Regions from separate parts of the Homo sapiens genome. Here region 2 is linked to region 1. The links are chromatin loops, found by intact Hi-C in ENCODE. Cell type or tissue: psoas muscle. All regions are shown on one strand.

What was found. Hi-C counts contacts between places; a loop is a spot of excess contacts. Peaks named below come from ENCODE experiments on the same cell type or tissue, not always from the same donor. Only the 100,000 strongest peaks of a DNase experiment are listed, where the experiment ranks them.
Region 2: a loop joins it to region 1, with 25 times the contacts of the local background. A loop is called at or near these places in 4 of 110 quality-filtered maps.

Annotation. Positions count from the first base shown.
Region 1 is chr22:30,980,499-30,982,998 of GRCh38, forward strand. No RefSeq gene overlaps it. Among named protein-coding and RNA genes, the nearest start is that of TUG1, 12 kb to the left of the region's middle. In psoas muscle, no CTCF peak of the experiment used is centred here; no DNase peak of the experiment used is centred here.
Region 2 is chr22:31,138,947-31,141,446 of GRCh38, forward strand. It overlaps PLA2G3 (phospholipase A2 group III), which reads right to left and starts at 1,562. Exons shown (of 7, transcript NM_015715.5): 1 at 895-1,562. The coding sequence starts at 1,408. RefSeq lists enhancers at 1,066-1,624, 1,625-2,184. In psoas muscle, no CTCF peak of the experiment used is centred here; no DNase peak of the experiment used is centred here; H3K27me3 peaks cover 419 bases.

The sequences.
Region 1 (2,500 bases):
TGGCACCAGCTCTTGTTCTGTGTCCCTGGGAGGATAAATCTACGAGTTAAGGGTGACAAAACAGTAATGATATCATTTCTTGTCATTTGGAATCGTGCCTGTTGAGAGTAGAATTTGGAGGGCCAGGTAATTGTTGACAATAGGACAATTTAAAGTGGATAGACTGGGCACAGTGGCTCACACCTGTAATCCCAGCACTTTGGGAGACCAAGGTGGGTGGAGCACCTTAGGTCAAGGAATTCAAGACCAGCCTGGCCACATGATGAAACCCCGTCTCTACAAAAATACAAAAATTAGCCAGGCATGATGGTTAATCATGTAATCCCAGCTACTCGGGAGGCTGAGGCTGGAGAATGACTTGAACCCAGGAGGCAGAGGTTGTGGTGAGCCAAGATCGCACTGTTGCACTCTAGCCTGGGCAACAGAGCAAGACTCCATCTCAAAAAAAAAGAAAGAAAAAATTAGCTGAGCATGGTGTTGGGTACCTGTAATCCCAGCTACTTGGGAGGCTGAGGCAGGAGAATCTCTTGAACCTGGGAAGCAGTGTTTGCAGTGAGCTGAGATTGTGCCACTGCACTCCAGCCTAGGTGACAGAGTGAGATTCTGTCTCAAAAAAATAAAGTGGATAAAGCAGGCCAGGACCACTGAGTTAGAATGGTTACTTTGATTGCATTAGCTATTTTATTTTTTTTAATTTTATTTATATATATATATATACTTTGAGACAGAGTCTCGCTGCAACGCCCAGGCTGGAGTGCAATGGTGCGATCTCAGCTCACTGCAACCTCTGCCTCCTGGGTTCAAGTGGTTCTCCTGCCTCAGCCTCCCAAGTAGCTGGGATTACAGGCACACGCGATCATGCTGAACTCATTTTTGTATTTTTAGTAGAGATGTTGGCCAGGGTGGTTTTGAACTCCTGACCTCAAGTGATCCGCCCACCTCAGCCTCCCAAAGTGCCGGGATTACAGGCATGAGCTACCGCCCCTGGCCCCGGTAGCTGTCTTAAAGTGAAGGGCATCAGCTCAAACCCAGAAACTGACCTGTGGGCATAGAATAAAATACAGGCCCTTTTTGTGGCCAGGATAAATGAATCTCGGTGCTTAAATCCACACTAGTACTTGGAGATTAATTATTCAAATTGCAAAATTACAATGCTGGTTGAATTTGTAGCATTACTAACGTCTCTTTTGTGAGAGTTAAGGTATTAATCAGAAAAGAGACTGTATAGAGTGCTGATACCTGGGAAGATTCAGAAGATTTAGAGAATCCCAATCCTCGAAATATCTCAGGAATGAAGGTTTGGGTTACCCTATTAGTCAAAAATCCCTGACTGAATTAAACAAAAAAGTATAGTCAAAGAGGAAGAGATAAATAGCAGTTATAGCCCCATAACCTGTTGGAGAAGTAAGATCTGTAGCCTCTACCCCATATCTTTTAGGTTGCCTTATTTTATTTCCCCCTCTCCTCTTTATTCATTACAGTATTCTGCCCTAACATTTCCTGGCTGAAGTTTGAGCATGATGCAAGTTAATCCAATCAGATTTCTCCTCCATTGGAGCTGAGCCATTCTAGTGGTAGTGTCCCCTCACTGATGTGTATGAGTGTGTTGGTGATGGTTAAATATATCAGGAAATCCGTAAGTTGCAGATTATCAAGATGGGGTTAAGAACTAGAGAAGAATGAGCATCACCCAGAAATCTTAGGCTTATAACTAGAAATTATTTTAGGTTATCTCCCTTTAAGAGGAAGATCTCCCTTTAGGGGGGATTATGTTGAGTGAAGGTATTAAGATTGTTCATGTTGAAGAATGCATGTCCACATAGTGTACGTTTGCCTACCCAGTGTTATCTTTTTCCCCTCTGAGAATAGCACTTCACCTTTCCTTTGGGAAACTACCCATTTCCCATGCCATGTGAGCCCAGAGGATAATGTGTAAGAGGTATATGAGTTTCTGAGAGGAATGTGAGAGGTCTTCACCTGCCCAGATTCCTGACTTAATCTTTAAGTCTTCTTGCCCTGTAGACTCTGAAAAATCTCATCCATTTCCATGGCCTTGGTTTCTAACTGTATATTGATAATTTCCAGATTCCTACCTTTGGCCTTGATATGTGTCTTGAGCTCCAGATCTGAATGCCCACCTGTACCTTGATATCCACTGCTTGATTAACACAAAGATACTCTCACCCAACATAATAAACGCTGACCTCTTCATTTTTTCCTTAAAATCTGCTCTCCAGTGTTCCCTTTGTTGGTAAATGGCACCACCCTCTACTCTGTTTCTCAAACCAGAACATGAGAGTTATTCTCGAAGCTTCCCTCTCTCCCAGAGTCCCTGTTAGTCATTAAATGATCTTGGTGTTAGCATGTAAATATATACCTTAAAACTATCTCCACTTCTATCACTTTGTCCAAGGGAACATATATCTGTTGCTGTAAGTACTATAATGCCTTTCTAGTGGTTTCACTGCCTCTATTATTGTCCCACTGCAGTCTTCTCTAC
Region 2 (2,500 bases), 160 kb after region 1:
TCTCCCTTCTGTGGGACTCTCAGAGTTTCAAAGCTGGAAAAGAGAAGCCAAGCTGCAGCCTCTGTTGGGCAACTCTAAATGCCAGGTAGCCCACCCATAAATACATGGAAAGGTCTTCCTCAGGGGAATTGGAGTCTGCCTCCAGAGTTCCCAAGCCCACGCCCCAAATAAAACTCCAAAATTATGAATGTGTGTATGATGGAATGGCAAACAGGCAGGGTGCAACCTTTCTCACTGGCACAAGGAGGTGTCGCCAGGATGCCAACCTACTCTGACTCAGGTGCCAAGCCCTCCCCCAACCCTGCACACAAACGCACAGACATCTGTACTGATAGTGCAAGAAATTCATCTATGTTTATTACCATCTAAAAAATAGCACTCTTTACTAAGCATTTCCCACATGCCTGGCACTTCCCACATCCAGGTTCACAGCCAGCCCTGAAAGGGAGGTATCACCTTCATTTTACAGGTGAGGAAATAAGTCCAGAGAGGGGAAGTGACTTGCTCAGCTTGTATGTGCTGAGTTGGGATTTGAACCCAGGCCTTTCGTCTCAGCATCCATTCCACTGGGCACCCCGTGCCCACAAAGCCTCCTCCTGGGTAATGGCTTTTTGGCTCAGTTGACCCTGGATCCTCCCCCAGCCTGCCCAGTCCCTCGGATGGCATTTAATGAGGACTCCCAGGTTTGAATAAGACTTTCCCCAACCGTGACCTCATTTAAGCACCCCATGATGAGATTCGTGATTGCCCCCACTTTACAGATAAGGAAATTGAGGTTCACCATGGTCAAGTCACTCCCCCAGGGACACACAGCCTAGGAGAGTAAGGGCTGGGGCTGAAGAAACCTTGCTTCCCCGATCGGACCCCCCAGCCCACACACCCCTCATGGCTCACCCAGCTCCGAGGAGTTCCCAGCAGAATCTCCAACTCCACACCACAGTGTGCCAGGCATGGTCCATCCTCTCTTCTCTCGCTGGTGCCCTCCACCAGGGACTCCACTCTGCCCTGCTGCTCGCTTCTTCCTGGCCCCTGCTGGACTCTCCTCAAGCGCTCGGCATGCCTCCCACTGACTCTGAAGAGTGGCCAGTGCTCTCTGCAGCTCGGGTCCGGGGGTGTGGATGAAGGAGCCCCAGGCAGTCTCATGAGCACAGAGAGCACCGTAGGCTGCGGTGAGCTCCGGCTCATCCTCCCAGCTACATGACTGCAGCCTCCTATGCGCATCCCAGCGGGCATGGATCAGGGCCAGTCCCTGAGCATCCTTGGCCAGGAAGCTCAGGTACCCCAGTGGGTTGCCAGGGACGGCCTTGGTCAAGTGGCAGGAGGTCCTGTACCAGCGGAGGGCAGGGGAGCCCCCCAGGGCCACCCCCAGGAAGCCCAGCATCCCAAACAGCCCTGCCTGAACCCCCATTCTGCACTGGCCCAGTCCAGTCAGACAAAGCCCCTGGGATGCCTGCCCTTGGTGGCCCCACCAGGCGGCAGCTGAGCAGTGGAACGGAAGCGGAGCCCAGCAGGCCCGGTGCGGCGGGACCAATGAATGGAGCTGCGGGAGGAGGAGGAAAGAGGCTGGAGTATGGGGTGATCTTGGGCTTGTAACCGAATCCACCAGCCGGGCAGGACGCTGATTGGCTGAGGAGTGCACTTGCCAGGGCCCACGCCCCCATTCTGCCTGCCTTCTCAGCACCATCCAGTCACCTGCTGCCAGCCCTGCCTAGATTGGGACTATGGGAGCCAAAGCCCTAAGCTGTGGGATGGGGACCAGGCTGGGGCTTTCACATCTCCTTGAAGGGAAGGAAAAGGGTTCAGGAGCTTGGAGGAGTCCCTTAGAACCCACCCTTCTCACCCTTACCACAGCGGTGGCTGCCACATCCACCTCCATCAGGCTGGCAGGGGGCCATGGGCCTCTGCCAGGGCTGGGTGAAGGAAGGGCTGGGGCTCTGAAGCTACCACCCTGGGAGTTCCCAAGGCTTCTGGGAAAGGGAGTGCCACCTGGGGTGCTCCCCTGCCAAGTCCTGGTTCTTAGAAAGGCTCTCGGCATACTCAGGGGACAGAGCCCCAGGGCTCCCCGCTTCCTAGGACTCCAAGCATGGGCCTGGCCTTGCAGCAACCCTCCTGGTCTGATAACTGGGGGAGACGCAGCGGGAACAGGCCTTGAGAGCCACACAGGGCAGGGCTGATGCTCTGGATTTGAAAGAACTATGGTCCCTAGAGTGGCAGAGAGTGGCCCAGGGTGTATGTCTGTGGCCACCTCCATCCCTGGCCACCTGGGGGGACACAGCAGGCATCATGTGTGCCTCATGAGACAGGAATCTCTCCATCAGGAAGGGGCTATACCCAGGTATTGTTCCTGGATCCCAAAGCCCAGCTTCCAACCATCTAGTGAGGCCAGGGTGCTTACACCCATAGTGCAGATGAAGAAACTGAGGCTCAGTGAGGGTGGGAAAACCTCAGGTGACAGGCTCCAGCTGGGGAGGGCTTAGAGGATGGGAATGCAGCGCTTGGG